Linked DNA regions of Homo sapiens: region 2 is linked to region 1. Evidence: read pairs that join two places in POLR2A ChIA-PET (ENCODE). Cell type or tissue: endothelial cell of umbilical vein. All regions are shown on one strand.

What was found. Peaks named below come from ENCODE experiments on the same cell type or tissue, not always from the same donor. Only the 100,000 strongest peaks of a DNase experiment are listed, where the experiment ranks them.
Region 2: POLR2A ChIA-PET joins it to region 1 with 7 read pairs; 4 of 35 experiments call an interaction of 5 or more read pairs at or near these places.

The regions. Positions count from the first base shown.
Region 1 is chr18:35,595,923-35,603,922 of GRCh38, forward strand. All of the region lies in intron 1 of GALNT1 (polypeptide N-acetylgalactosaminyltransferase 1), which reads left to right. Among named protein-coding and RNA genes, the nearest start is that of MIR3975, 8.2 kb to the left of the region's middle. RefSeq lists enhancers at 514-573, 634-683. In endothelial cell of umbilical vein, no CTCF peak of the experiment used is centred here; no DNase peak of the experiment used is centred here.
Region 2 is chr18:35,706,636-35,714,635 of GRCh38, forward strand. GALNT1 (polypeptide N-acetylgalactosaminyltransferase 1) reads left to right here. Exons shown (of 12, transcript NM_020474.4): 12 at 2,989-5,199. The coding sequence ends at 3,135. LOC105372064 (a long non-coding RNA gene) reads right to left here. Exons shown (of 5, transcript XR_935377.3): 2 at 5,351-8,000. Among named protein-coding and RNA genes, the nearest start is that of MIR3975, 120 kb to the left of the region's middle. In endothelial cell of umbilical vein, no CTCF peak of the experiment used is centred here; DNase peaks (open chromatin) are centred at 1,266, 4,116, 4,816 and 7,086; H3K27ac peaks cover 7,807 bases.

The DNA.
Region 1 (8,000 bases):
GAAATTACCAGTTGGGTGTGACATGCTGGTAGGCATTTTTAAAAAGTTAAATTTGGGGTGCATTTTGAGAAATGGAAGGAGGTGGGGAATGTGTATTTGAGAGAGAGAGGGTGCTGCGAAAACTAAGGAAAACAGCAGAGAGTTTGGAGAGAATTTAGGATACTGATTTTAAATATAGAGATTAGGGTAGATTATGTTGGAGAAGAACAAAGCACAAAGAGGCTTTCACAGTCAATGGGGGTTTATCTGAGCCCTGAACTAGAAAAACTCTTTTCCCCAGAGACCCCAAATGGGAGCTCTGACTGTAGCTTGATTCAGATTGGGTCAAAAAGGTGGAAATAGGTAGACAAGTCAAAATAGACGGGGTTCTAGGAGGCTATGGTAATAATAATATCATTCCTGGAAAAAATTGTTGAAGGCTTTAAACCTGAAGCAAGCCAGCTGGGTAACTTTTATATTCTTCTCTCACTTCTGAATGTTCTTTGCCTTTAAATGCTATTGAACTATAATAGAGTTTCATTATGAACTTGAACCTTATGTATGCTAAAAAAGTGTGTTGAGCTAGAGAGGTGGGAGTTAGGGGGAAGGGCATAGAAACTTGGTTCTTCGTGAAAGGTCTCCACCCTAGTGTACTTGTAGATACCTGAGAGTGAGTGTTTTTTTCTTTCTTTATTTTTTTACAGAACTCTTTGAAAGGGACTTTATAAAAATACACCCTAGAATTTCACCGGGCAGAAATTTCAGGTCAGATATAGGTGGGCCCACTTCCTCCCATGCAACTCAACTCCACACCATAGTTCCTCACATCTCTAGGGGAAGTCTCCATACCTTATTCCATTGCTCATCACATCTTAGCCTCTGGCTTTCTCACTGTATTTACTAGAACATCTTTCCAAGACTTGCTGTTCTTATCCTCAGCAGAGCCTCCAGTTCCAACATGAGCCCCAGCACAGTATGTTCATGTTGTACTCCACTGACTGTTCTTCATTCACTACTCAATTGGATTCTTCAGTTGTAGGCAGTAGAATCCACCTCCGCCTAACTTAGCAGGAGTTAATTTATTGGAAAGGAATTAGAAGCTCACAGAACCGATGGAATTCTAGAGAACCAGCCTTGGGAACAGATTAGTGGAAACTAAGGCAACTCTTGGGGGCTAGGAAGCAGAATTGCAGGAGTGACCTGATCAACAGATTACCACTGGGATGATTGAACCCAGTCTGTTCTTTCATCCTTGAATGTTACTTGCCCAAGATTTAAGAGTCCTGGAGAAAGCATCTAGTTGGTGAAACCTAGGTCATGCTGGATGTACCAGGGGTGAGAGTAGGGATTTATAGTATTTGCAAGAACCTCCAGGAATCCCTTTGGCATCCATTAGTGGGAGGGTAGTCATATGGAGTTACATTCTCACTGGGATTATACAAGGGCAGGTAATTCTCCAACAGGAAATTAGGACGTGGGGAGAGATGGATGCTGAGCAGCCAAAATGAAATACCTCCTCCAGACCCCTTGTCAACATTAAATAACTTAATGACTCTTTACATTCTAGTAGTTTACTTATATAAGACAAATAATGACAGTTTGTTTAGTGCTTTTCTCAGTAGAATTTGTATTGTGTCTGATATTGGCCCTTTACATGCTGCTCCTTTAATTATCTCAACAGTCTTGTGATATAGGCAGCTTGTATGAACTGACCTGGTAGTAGGTGTCAGGAGTCAGGGTGCAAACTCAAGCAATCTGGGCTACCTTGCCTATATGCGGTTTAAAACATTATCATGAATTAGTTAATACTTTTAAATGAATTTGGATTCATCGGTCGTTAGCATATGTGTACTTTTAAAATAATAGTCAAATTCATGTAATAAAACAGTTTACATCTTTTAAGTCACAACTTAAGTTCATCTTTTCAACATATATATGTAAATGCCTTGAAATTAGGCATTAAATGCTGTGATTCTTTATGCTGGGGACATTCTAAGACTTCACTTCTAGCTGTTTTGAATTATACAATATATCATTGTTAACTATAGTCACCTGACTATACTATTGAGCAATAGCTTTTCATCTAACTCCCCTCCCCTCCCCTCCCCTCCCCTCCCCTCCAATCCCCTCCCATCCCCTCCCCTCCCTTCTCTTCTTTTTCAACAGAGTCTTGCTCTGCTGCCCAGGGTGGAGTGCAGTGGCGCGACCTCAGTTCACTGCAGCCTCCGGATTCAAGCGATTCTCCTGCCTTAGCCTCCCAAGTAGCTGGGATTACAGTGCCCACCACCACCCCCTGCTAATTTTTGTATTTTTAGTAGAGATGAAGTTTCACCATGTTGGCCAGGCTGGTCTCGAACTCCTGACCTCAGGTGATCTTCCTGCCTCGGCCTTCCAAAGTATTGGGATTACAGGCGTGAGCCACTGTGCCTGGACAATCTAACTGTATTTTTGTACCCAGTAACCAGTCTCTCATCTCCCCTTCTCCTCCCTACCCTTCCCAGCCTCTGGTAACCATCATTTCACTCTCTACCTCTGTGAGATCCACTTTCTTAGTTCTCACATACGAGTGAGAACACGAGGTATTTGTCTTTTTGTGCCTGGCTTATTTCACTTAACGTAATGACCTGCAGTTCCATCCATGTTGTTGAAAATGATAGGATTTCATTTTTTATGGCTGAATAATATTCCATTCTATCTATGTACCACATTTTCTTTATCCATTCATCTATTGATGGATGCTTAGGTTGATTCCATTATTTTGGCTATTGTAAATAGTACTGCAATAAACATGGGAGTGTCTATATCTCTTCAATATACTGATTTCCTTTCTTTTGGATATATACCCAGCATTGGGGTTGCTGGATCATATGGTACTTCTGTTTTTAGTTTTTTAGGAACCTCCATGCTGTTTTCCTTAATGGCTGTACTAATTTACATTCCCACCAACAGCATATAAGGGCTCCCCTGTCTCTGCATCCTTGCCAGCATCTGTTATTTTCTTGTCCTTGTAGTAAAAAGCTATTTTAACTAGGGTGAGATGATATCTCATTGTGGTTTTCATTTGCATTTTCCAGGTGATGTATCCAGGCGTTTTTTTTTTTTTTTTTCATGTACGTGTTGGCTATTTGTATGTCTTCTTTTTATTGAAATCTTTAGCCCATTTTACAATTGGATTATTTGTTGTTTTGCTTTTGAGTTCCTTGTAATTCTGGTTATTAATCCTTCATTGGATGGATAGTTTACAGGTGTTTTCTCCTATTATAAACAGGTTATCTCTTCACTTTGTTGTTTCCTTTGCTCTGCAGAAGCTTTTTAGCTTGATGTGCTCCCATTTGCCTACATTTACCTTTGTTGCCTGTGTTTTTGAGGTCCAACCCAAAAAGTTTTTGCCCAGACCAATGTCCTGAGGCATTTTTGCAGTGTTTTCTTCTAGTAGTTTAATAGTTTCAGGTATGAGATTTACACTTTTTTTTTTTTTTTTTTTTAAGACAAGGTCTCACTCTGTCATTCAAGCTGCAGTGAATTATGGCACAATCACAGCTCACTGTAGCCTTGAACTCCGGGGCTCAAGTGATCCTCCCACCTCAGCCTCCTAAGTAGCTGGGACCACAAACATGCACTGCCACATCCAGCTAATTTTCTGTATTTTGGATAAAGACCTGGTTTCACCAGGCTGGTCCCAAACTCCTGAGCTCAAGCAGTCTGCCCGCCTTGGTCTCCCAAAGTGCTGGGCTTACAGGTGTGAGCCATTACGCCTAGCCAGATTTAAGTTTTTAAATCCATTTTGAGTTGATTTCTGTATATGATGAGAAATAGGGATCTAGCTTTATTCTTCTGTGTATGGTCATATAGTTTTCCCAGCTGGATTTATTGAAGAGACTGTCCTTTCCCCAGTGATTATTCTTCTTGCCTTTTTCAAAAATGAGTTGGCTGTAAATGCGTGGATTTCTATCTGGGTTCTGTATTCTGTTCCATTGATCTTTGTGTCTGTTTTTATGTTAGTATCATGCTGTTTTGGTTACTATGGCTTTCTAATACATTTTGAAGTCAGGTAGTGTGATGCCTACAGCTTTATTCTTTTTGCCTGGGATTGCTATGGCTATTTGGGGTCTTTTGTGGTTCCAATTTAGGATCGTCTTTTCTATTTCTGTGAAGAATGTCCTTGGTATTTTGATAGGGATGCCCTGAATCTGTAGATCACATTAGGTAGGATGGACATTTTCACAATATTAGTTATTCCAATTCATGAGCATGGAATATTTTCCCATTTTTAAAATGTCCTCTTTAATTTCTTTCATCAGTGTTTTATAGTTTTCCTTGTAGAGATCATTCCTTTCTTTGTTTAACTTTATTCCTAGGTATTTTATATTTTTTGTATTTAATAGCTATTGTAGGATTGCTTTCTTAATTTCTTTTTCGTTTTGTTTGATGTTGGTGTGTATTAATGTTAGTGATTTTTGTTGTTGATTGTGTATTCTGCAACTTTACTGGATTTGATTATTGGTTCTAGTAGTTTGCTGATGGAGTCTTAGGGTTTTCTAAATATAATACCATGTTGTTGCAAACAAGGATAATTTGACTACTTTCTTTCCAATTTGGAGGCCCTTTATGTCTTTTTCTTTTTGAATTGCTCTGGCTAGGACTTCCAGTACTGTTTTGAAGAGAAATGGTGAATATGAGCATCCTTGTCTTGTTCCAGATCTTAGAGGAAAGGCTTCAGTTTTTTCCCATTCAGTACAATGTTAGCTGTGGGTTTGTCACATATGGCCTTTATTTTTGCGGGGAGGGGTATGATCCTTCTATACCATTAACATTCTATTAATGTGATGTGTCAAGTTTATTGACTTGCATATTTTGAGCTATTCTTGCATCACTGGGAAGAATCTCACTTGATCGTGGTGAATGATTTTTTTAATATGTTGTTCAAGTTGGTTTGCTAGCATTTTCTTGAGGATTTTTGCATATTACGTTCATCAGGGATATTGGTCTGTAGTTTTCTTTTTTTGTTGTGTCCTTGTCTGTTTTTGGTATATGAGTAATGGTAGCCTAACAGAATGAGTTTGGAAGTATTTCCTTCCTTCTCTTTACTTTTTTGGAATAATTTGAGTAGAATTGGTATTAGTTCATCTTTTAAGTGTTTGGTAGAATTCAGCAGTGAAGCCATCAGGTTCTGGGCTTTTCTTTGATGGGAGACTTTTTATTTACAGATTTAATCTTGTTACTTTTGATTGGTCTGTTCAGGTTTTCTATTTCTTTATGTTTTAATTTTGATGGGTCTTATGTGTTCAGGAATTTATCCCTTTCTTCTAGGTTTTCCAATTTTTTGGTGTATAGTTCTTAATAGTCTCCAATGATCCTCTGTATTTCTATGGTATCATTTGTTAATGTCTTGTTTTTCAGTTTTGATTTTATTTATGTAGGTCCTCTCCCTTTTTTGCTTATTTTCTTAGTCTACCTAAGGGTTTGTTGATTTTATTAATCTTTTCAAAAAACAACTTTTTGTTGTGTAGATCTTTTATATTTTTTGGTCTCAATTTACTTTTTTCCTGTTCTTTATTATTTTTTCCTTCTATTAATTTGGAATTTTTGTTCTTGTTTTTCTAGTTACTTGAGGAGTATTGTTAGGTTGTTTATTTGAAATCTTTCTACTGTTTTGATGTAGATGTTTATTTCTATAAATATCCCATAGATTTTGATACGTTGTGTATCCTCATTATTGATTTCTGGTTTTACTTCATCACGGTCAGAAAAGATACTTGATATAATTTTGACAGATTTGAATTTGTTGAGACTTGTTTTGTGGCCTGCCAGATGGTCTGTCCTGGAGAATGTTCCATGTGCCGATGAAAAGAATATGTATTCTGCAGCAGTTACATGTTCAGTAAATGTGAGTTAGGTCCCTTTGGTCTAGTGTAATTTATATTGTCTTATGACTTAACAGGTTGCTGTAGTTTCTGTTTTTGATAGATTTGTCTTTTAGTCGTCATTCTAGTGATGTGAATGGATTACACATTGCAATTACAGTATTGAGTATTCTGAATTTGTCTGTTTACTTTTACCAGTGAGCTTTATACCTTCAAATGTTTTGTTTTTGCACATCAGCATCCTTTTCTTTCAGATTGAAGAACTCCCTTTAGCATTTGTTATGAGTCAGGTCTAGCAGTGGTAAATACCTTTAGTTTTGTTTGTCTGGGAAATACTTGATCTCTCCATGTCTGGAGGAAAGCTTTGCTGGGTCATCTGGGTTGGTAATTTTTTTTCTTTAGCACTTGGAATATGTTGTCACACTCCCTTTTGGCTTGTGTAGTTTCCAGTGAAGTTTCTTGCCAGATGAATTAGAGCTCCTTTGCATCATGTCATTTGCTTCTTTTTTCTTGCTGCTTTTAGGATCCTCCTTTTGTCCTTGACCTTTGAGAGTTTGATCATTATATCTTGGGGTAGCGTTATTTGGGTTGAATTGTTTGGTGATCTCTGACCTTCCTGTATCTGTGTATTTATATCTTTCTCTAGGTTTGGAAAATTTTCTGTTATTTATTTGAATAAGCTTTCTATCCCCGTCTTTCTCAACTCCCAGTTGAACACCAGTGATTCTTAGATCTTCTGTTTGAAGTTATTCTGTATATCTTGTAGGTGTTCTTTGTTCATTTTTATTCTTTTTTTTCCTCTTCTGACTGTATTTTCCAATATCCTGTCTTCGAGCTCATATTGTTCGGCTTGATCCATTCTCCTGTTGAGACCCTCTAATACACTTTTCAGTTTAGCAAATGTATTTCTCAGTTCCAGGATTTCTATTTCATGTTTTAAAAAACATTTCAATCTTTGGTAAATTTTTCTGATAAATTTCTGAATTGTTTTTCTGTGTTACCTTGGAGCTTGCTGATTTCCCATAGAATTGTTATTTTGAATTCTTGATCTGAGAGCTCGCACATTGCTGTCTGCTTAGGGTTGGTCTCTGGCTTCTCACTTTGTCCTTCTGGGGAAGCCATAATTCCCTGTTTGCTGTTTCTTGTGGATGTATGTCTATGACTTCACATTAAAGGGTTGGTTTTTTATTCCAGTCTTCTCTATATGTCTTGTCTTTCTAGAGTATGTTTGCTTAGAAGTTCTTTGCAGTTGACTGTAATTTTCATTTATCCTAGATCACTGCCTCCTTTTTGGCACTGCATGGTGCCTTAAGTCTAGGTTTTCCTTGGCTCTTGCAAATACTCAGAGCACTGCCTGTCCCAGATGGAGGTGGGAGAGTGGGAGGGTTTTTCTCCTTACAAGCTTCTTGTGGGTTGAGGCAAGAACAGGGAACCCAAGCTGGTGGGGAAGCTGGCCTTTCACCTTGACCTCACTTTTTCCAGTGTAGAAATTGTGAGACAGGGAGGAATTTTCCATGTGCAGTGCCTAGCAGATTGTGGGAGGGGTATTGTGGAGAGAGAAGTCTGTTTCTCTTACTGTCTGCTTGGAGTTTTTCCACTTCTCTGTGGCCCTGGAGATCTTACTAGCCTCAGATTCAAGTTCTGGGGTATTGCTGGTGATATTCTTGGGACTGAATATTTGTTTTTGGTTTTCTGCAGAGGAGGGTAAAGCCAGATTGCTGCAATTTTGGTAACATCACTTCCTCTATACATATTTTAAATGGTAGCATCATGTATTTGTGACACACACACGTTAATTTATTAATTTGTTTTGAAAGTGTTAATGAGGCAATTCCTTACCTTCCCAAGACTTGTGGACTGTATATAGATTAGGAAACCCTGGCTGTCCTCGTAGTGGCATGTGATTATCTCCCAATCATGACTTCTCTTCTTCCCCACTGTGTGGCAATCATTGGTGGACCCTGGAGCTCCATCCCTCTACAGTTAAGCCAGCTCTAAACTTTGCCCTCCCCTGGAACTAACAGTTATGTGAGCCAGTAAATTTCCTCGTGTTTAAGCAGTTTGAGGTGGAATTTCTGATCTCTTAAAGCTAAAGGTATCCCAACTGATGTAGTAATGCAGAATTAGAATGTAAGGAAATAAGAGGGTTTTTCTTTA
Region 2 (8,000 bases), 110 kb after region 1:
ACTCGAAGATAAAGTTGAGCATTCAGGATGTTTGTTAGGGAGCACTTTCTGGGCCAATATCTGTAAAAGGAATACCTCCCTCTCCCTGGGCAGAGGGAGAAGTTGAGTTGCAATGCAGGTCCAACAGCCTGAGCAGACTACAGGGAAAGCACTGGAGGGGAACAGCCCATCAGAATCGTCCTGCCTCCATCCATTGAAAACTTAACAGTCTAGAAAAATAACAGAATACTTATGTCCATTATCTGTAATCTAAAATCATGAATTCTTAGATTTCAAAGCAACCCTAGAAATTAAACCCAGGATACTTTTTATACAAGTAGAAATTGAAACTCAGAATTAATTTCCCAAGGAAATTAATTGCCCAAGGTCTCTGAGCAGCCAGATAGTATGACTAGATCTCAAATCTGGAATTCTAGATTCTCGATCCAGGTTTCTTTGCACAGTACCACGCTATTTTTGATTAATAGTTTTGAGTCTTGCTTGTATTACATATTACATAAAATTTACAATAAGGCACTGGGCTCTTTTGCTTTGACTACTTGTATCTGTCCTTTCTGGAATAAAATGCAGATTTTAGACCTAGTTACATCTAGAAATTAGGAGTAGGAGCTTGGCAAATTATTTTTTCTAGGATGCAGGTAGACTTTACTAAATGATTAATTATAGCTTTTATCCTCTCCTTCAAAGGTTACGGTTAGATGCTTGTCACTTGCTTGTCCTGATGCCTTAGTCCAGCTCTCTCTGAATGGAGACTAGTTGGTGTTGCCTGAGTCCTCTGAGGAGTGCTGTGATGACAGCATCCTACCCACAAGGTTCCAAGCCACAAGGCTCTGTGCCTGCTGTCAGCAGCCAGAGTTGTATCTGGAACAGGGTTCTCCACCAGAGTCTAGGCTTCCTGGGGGTGCTGCTCACCTTCCAAGTTATGGGGATTCTGTCCTGATGTCGAATAGTTAAATACTCAGCACAGAGCAATAACCTATGTGTTTGTGATGGGTTTATTTTAATGAATCTAGATGAGTGAAATGCACATTTTTAGAAACTAGGTTAAGAGAGACCAACTCTCCCAACTAAATTTTTTGTTGTGCCTAGTTGGGGGTTTTTTGTTTTTAGTAATAGTGACCATGGGCCTGATGAGGGAGGCCACTGGGATAAGCTTTGCGGGAACTCCCGGAATGTTTGAGAGGTTCTCTTGTTCTGGTCTTTCCTGAGACTGAAGCCACTGGCAGCAATGTGCACGCTGAGCCGCAGCGCTCTGGCTGCTGGATTGTGTCCATGACTGCTCAGGACGTTGCCAGGATGTTGTGTTTTCCAATAATAAGCATTACTCTATAAATGCAAATTACCATTGTATGTAAATGTCATTGTACCATTTATCAAGCATTTACTCTGGGATAGGCAGCACTTTATGTACATTATCTCAGTGTTTCCTCATAAAAACCCGGTGAGGTATTTTTGTCCCCATTTTATAGATGAGGAAACTGGGTCTCAAAGAGTTTAGGTTTTTGCTCAGAAGCATATAGTTGGTGTGTGACAAATCTGGAAATCACCCCAGGAATGTCTGACTGCAAAGCCCCTCCTCTCAATAAACTACACAAAGTCTGCATTAAAAAAAGAAAAAAAAATTCCCACAGCCATGCTGACTCTCTTCTAGGTTCTAGTCTTATATTTGGAAGCATTAAAGATAGAATCCTGAACCTAAAGACAGTATCAGTAGTGACATCTGCAAAGATAGACTGTCATCTGCCAGGTCCTACTTTGACCACAACACGGAAGAATAATAAATGACTGGAAGCCTAAGTAGTTGTATACAATTATTAGATTTTGTTTTAAGTTCTAATAGGTGCAAAAAAGGCCTCATGAAAATGAAATGTTTCAGATAAAAGAACTACATTAAAATAGAGCCATGAGTAAAAGAATCAGATAACTATGTGTTAAACATTTTACATTTCCTTCGAGTTAATTTACATTTGTAGAGTAATGCTTAATGCACATTCCTGTATACAACTACTTTGAAGTCCTTAACATGACCAGAGCATATTATCACAATCATTGGTGTGGATCATTGTTAACTATCTATCTGTTAATTCTTACCTGCCCTGCCCTTTCAAAATTATCCTAATAACATGTTGCTGCATCAAATCTAGAACTTAAATAAGTGGATAAAATATATAGCTATGTCTGTTAACCATTTATTAAGAATCTCTTTTGTAGGTGAGGCACTATGTACTTTATCTTCATTATCTATGTAGTTTCCCAAAATCTGCTCAAAATATGTAATGTGATCCTAATTTTTAAAATGAGAAACCTCAAGTTACCCAGGCTGTGAACTCAACTCCACATTCCTGTGCTTTTCTTTCTGTACCACACCATCTCCTTTAACCACCAGGATAGCCTCTGGGTTTGCTATGGACATAGGCATAAGATTGATTTTACTAAATATCAGCTGTCCCAACATTCTTATGATTTTGAGTTATCAGAAAGACCTGAGTTTCTAAAAACTTGAGCTTTGGAATCACAGAATTAACTTGAACAGCCTTATCATAGAGAAATGAAACAATTTTGAAATAGCTGTTTGAAAATAGGTTGAGGATCCTAAATTAGGAACCACTAATCTGGTCTTTTTTTGTTGTTTAGGAAACTGAAGCACAAAAAAGAGAAGCTTCTCATAGTGTTACAGAGCTTATGCCAGAATTAGGACTTAGAATTTAGGTCATCTTGCAGCAAGTCAAGTGTACCCTACTGGACCCCAGTGCCTTTCTCCCTCCCTCATACCTCTTTATCGACCTACATATCTACCTACTTCTCTCTCTCTCTCTCTCTCTCTCTGTTTCTCCATCCATCCACCTACCTACCTTTTCTCCGTTGTCTTTTAAATAATGTATATTACCAAAAAAAACACCTTTTCTGCAGAGGAACTTAATCACCAAAACTGATGCTTGAGGTGTTTTGTTTTCTTCCACTCTCATGTTAAGATTTTTTCTATTTCAGAAATTAACCCTGCAGCATGTGAACAGTAATCAGTGCCTGGATAAAGCCACAGAAGAGGATAGCCAGGTGCCCAGCATTAGAGACTGCAATGGAAGTCGGTCCCAGCAGTGGCTTCTTCGAAACGTCACCCTGCCAGAAATATTCTGAGACCAAATTTACAAAAAAACGAAAAAAATAAGGATTGACTGGGCTACCTCAGCATACATTTCTGCCACATTCTTAAGTAGCAAAAAAGGAAAAGTGCTTTCCTCCTCTGCAGGATGTAAGGTTTATCAGCCATTAAAACTTAGACTTCTCTAGCTTTTCACTAGCTGTGAACCAGCCTTCCTGTCCATGGACGTGAAACTGCATAGTAATGAGACTGTGCACACTGATGTTTACAAGATTGAAAGAGTCTTTCTCCGAAAATCATGGTAAAGAATACTGAGACAATGAAAAAAAATCAACAAAATATGCTTTCTGGAGAACTGTACCTTTTATGGTTTGCTTGCACATCAGTAGTTTCTGCTGAACGTGCTGTCATAATGAAGAGATTTCCAAGATTTTTTTTCCTGATTAGAACTGGTAGCCAGTATATTAAATATTGATATAAAAATAAAAGAACTGGAACCAGATTCAGAATCATGAAAACAACATTTTTACAACAACAAAAAAACTATATTAAACAGGGTTTAAAGGAAATTAAAACAGAACTATGAGAAGTACAATTTGTTATAGTATAGTATCAAATTTCTATATAGATTTTATACCTCAGTGGGGAAAAATAACTGATTCCAATGACATTCATTTTGTTTTCATCTGTGATAGTCATGGATGCTTTTATTTTCCTTGGGGTGCTGAAATTGAGCTGAAAAAAAAAGGCTCTTTGAATATAGTTTTAATTTCTCTCTACAGTTTTTTTTGTTTGGTTTGTGGGCTGTTGGAATTGTAATTTTTAATTGCCTTCTAAAAAATGGAAATTTAACAATGTCTGATCTCAGCTGAACAAATTAGATGTTTCAGTTGCTCTTGGGTCAACTGGCTTACAGATTTACATGTGCACACACACACAAATTTCTTATCACATTTTCGACTTCTTCACTTGACCTAACTGATTATGCGAAATACCCAAGATTCATGCTACTGTACCACAGATTTGTTTTCACAGCAATAAATCTTCAGTTCTTTGTTTATGATTCCACTTAACAAAAGGCCTGCAGAAGTGATTTATTATTTGGGTATTTGGAGATAATACATTTGATGGTTTTTTGGAAAACCTTTTTCACTCCATACTCAGATATGCTTCATTGTCAAATGCATATTTAGATTAGATTATTGAATTGTAATGTTTATCTGCTGCTTTTTTTAAATAAAATTTGACTGAAAATGTTTAATTGGCATTTTTTAATGACTTAGCCAAAGAAGTGCAGCTATTATTCCATATTAATAGGCTTGCATTTCTTTTCCTAAATCTTATTTAGGCTAAATCAGTTTTATTTTTCTCTGATTTTTTTTAATACCACAGAATCACCTGAGTGTCAATTGAAAGTTGTCAATTAAAAGGTAACCTTTTAATCTCGTAGGAGGAATCTCATTAAGACATTTTTCCTGATATGTAGAGCAGTCTGTTGGCAAAAATGCATATATTTTCTTTCATATTTGTAAAATTATATTTAATGGAATTCTTTTCTTTGATTATCAAGGACTTTCACTGCAGGCAGTGCTATTTCTTGTGCCTAAGAATGTTTCCAAAAGTCGCATCGCTAATGATATTTGCCAAGTTGAGTGTACACAAAGTTTCTCATATCCTGTTCAAGTTAATCAACATCAAGCACATGGGGATGCTTTAGGGTGAGTCTATAGTACAAAATGCATAAACCATGTCCCCAGGAAATTTGAAAGGAAGCAGGTGCTGAATGGAATTTTTTTCCTTTTCCATGAGCTGTGTTAATTCTATCTCCAGTAGGCCTAATGCTTGAATAAGCAAGATGTCTAATCAATAAATTATTTTCATGCTCAGAATTTCAGGTTTTTGTACTCCAGCATAGCTTGGTCTTATTTCTTACTGTATGAAAGCTTAACAGCAATGTGATTTAAGGTTTTGTTTTAAATGGGAGATGTAAGTGATTTAATTCATGGGTACTTTTAGAACCTGATAGATAATCCCATTGCCTTTATTTTTCTAATTAAAGAATTCCTAAATACTTTGAAAATACAAAATATTCCTGAATAGTTGTGCCTTACATTGGTTTTATTTGAAGTTAGAGTGGATCCCTGTTTATCATAATTACTTGTAATTAGGCAGATGCTTATCACTCTATTATAACTCAAATTGGGAAGAAAAGAATGAAAAAGAAAACAATGGCTGGGTACTGGCTCATACCTGTAATTTTAGCATTTTGGGAAGGTGAGACGATAGGACCACTTGAGGGCAGGAGTTTGAGGTTGCAGTGAGCTATGATGGTGCCACTGCACTCCAGCCTGGGCAACAGAGAAGAAACCATGTATCTTAAAAAAAAAGAAAAAATGAAGGATGAAAAAGTGGGATTATTATTTAACCAGTGAAGAATTCATAAATGTGACAATTAAGGATAATTTGAATCTCACAAATCTATTCACCCCACCCCAGTCAAGGTCTATTTTAATATATCTATCTTCATTGGCATTCTTGAGAAATAGTGCTGCCATTGAACATTGGGAATATTCATCCATTCTGCAGATGGAGGACATCGTGCAGGCCATGTCCTCATTGCTCCCATTCTACATTTAGCTGAGAAACAGAGGTTCCTCTTTGTAAGGATTTGATGCTCTTCTCATCTTCCAAGAAGTATACCAAGAGCAAATTTAACTCTATAGTTACCTGTTCTTCAAAGAAAAAAGAAACTTAGAAGGTAGTGTTTCTGAGGTCATAACTGTGAGGGGTTGTATACAAAGAATGAGTCACTTTTTAAGCCATTTGGAAAATTAGATCTGTTTCTAATTAGATGACATTTTCTCCATTCTCTGATTTCCTGAAGATTGCCAAGCATTTGCTTGATAATCTACCAGGACTGATAATTTTGCAGAATATGAGGCAAATATATGAAATTCAGTTGTGTATCTATATCCTAGCAACAAACACTTGAAAATATAACGTTAAAATATGCCATTTGTAATAGCATCAAATAAGTCAAACTTCTAAGTAGGAAGAAAGTTAACAACAAGACCTCTACTCTGAAAACTACAAAACAGTGCTGGGAAGAATTATAGAGCACCAAAATAAATGGCTATTCTATGCTCATGGATTGAAAGACTGCATAATGGTAAGATGTCAGTTCCCCACAAATTGTTATCTAGATTCAATGAGATCAAAATCCCACAAGGCCATCTTGTAGAAATTGGCAAATACATATATGAAAATGCAACAGATTCTAAGTAGCCAAGATAATTTTGAAGAAGAAAAATAAAATTGGAGCACTTGTACTACCCAATGTCAAGACTTGCTCTAAAGCTACAACAGTTAAGAGAGTATGGTACTAGAGTTAGGATAAACAACAAATAGAAATAGACATGTCCAGAAATAGACCCACATGTATATGGTTATTGGCTTTTCAACAAAAACAAGCTATTCAATAGAAAAAGGGAAGATTTTTCAGTTGGAGTTGAAGTAACTGGATGTCTGGGAAAAAGCAATGTTAATAATGCCTTCTTCATACCATGCACAGTTTATTCAAAATGGATTATAGAACTAAATGTGAATGGCAAAACAATAAATCTTGTAAAAGGAAACCGACTATCTTCATGACATTGGGGTAGACAAGGATATCTTAGGCGAAGACATCTCAGGAAGGTTAAACAAAAAAACTGACAGATTTCATCAAAATTAGATACTTCTCATCAAAAAGATACTTTTAAAGTGAAAAGGCAAGCCACGGCCTAAGAGAAAATAATCACAATACACGGAACCAAAGGAAAGCAAAGAACATTTTAAAACCATTGTAACAGCAACCCAGTTTAACAATGAGTGAGTTGAATACATACTTCACAGAAGCTCTCCAGATGCAGGAGTAGCATAGGAAATGGCACTCAAACATCAGCCATCAGGGAATGTAGAATGAAACCACAAGGAAATACCACTGCATACCCGCCAAATGGTGAGAATGTGGAACTGATAGAAATCCAAGATGGTTTAATCACCTCAGGAAACAGTTTGCCGGTTGCTTATAAAGATAAACATAATGCCTACCCTGTGACTTAGTGACTCCACTTCTAAAGATCTACCCAAGATAAATGAGGGTATGTTTTTACAATAAGACTTGTACAAGAATAGCAATTTTATTTATAATATTCCCAATCTGAAAACTACCCAAATATCCACCAACAAGCTAATAGATAATCAAGTAATGGTATGTTTATACATTGGATACTAGTCTGCAATTGAAAGAATGGGCTGGGCTTAATAGCTAACACCTGTGATCCTAACAATTTGGGAGGCCAAGGCAGGATCACTTGAGCCCAGGAGTTCAAGACTATCCTGGGCAAGATGGCAAGACACCATCTCGACAGAAAAATTTAAAAATCAGCTGGGCATGGTGGTAGGCGCCTGTAGTCCCACCTACTCAGCAGGCTGAAGTGGGAGGATCCCTTGAGCCCAAGAGTTCAAGGCTGCAGTGAGTTGTGATCATGCCACTGCTCTCCAGCCTAAGTGACAGATTGAGACCTTGTCTCTAAAAATAATAATGATATACTGGCAAAACAATGTAGATAAATCTTAAAAACGAACAAAAAAAGCTAGACATATTCCATTTATAAAGCTCAAAAACAAATATGGAATGGTTATCTTTGGGGGTAAGTATAGACTGAAGAAGAGCATAGGAGAACTTTCTGGAATGATGGAATGTTCTATATCTCAATTGCAGTAGTGGTAACATACACATATATATGTATGTGTGTATATATTTTAAAATATAGTGAGCTGTATACTTGGGATATATGCATTTTACTGTATGTAAATTATGCCTCAGTAAAGTGCTGGGGAAAGTGATGAAGGTATT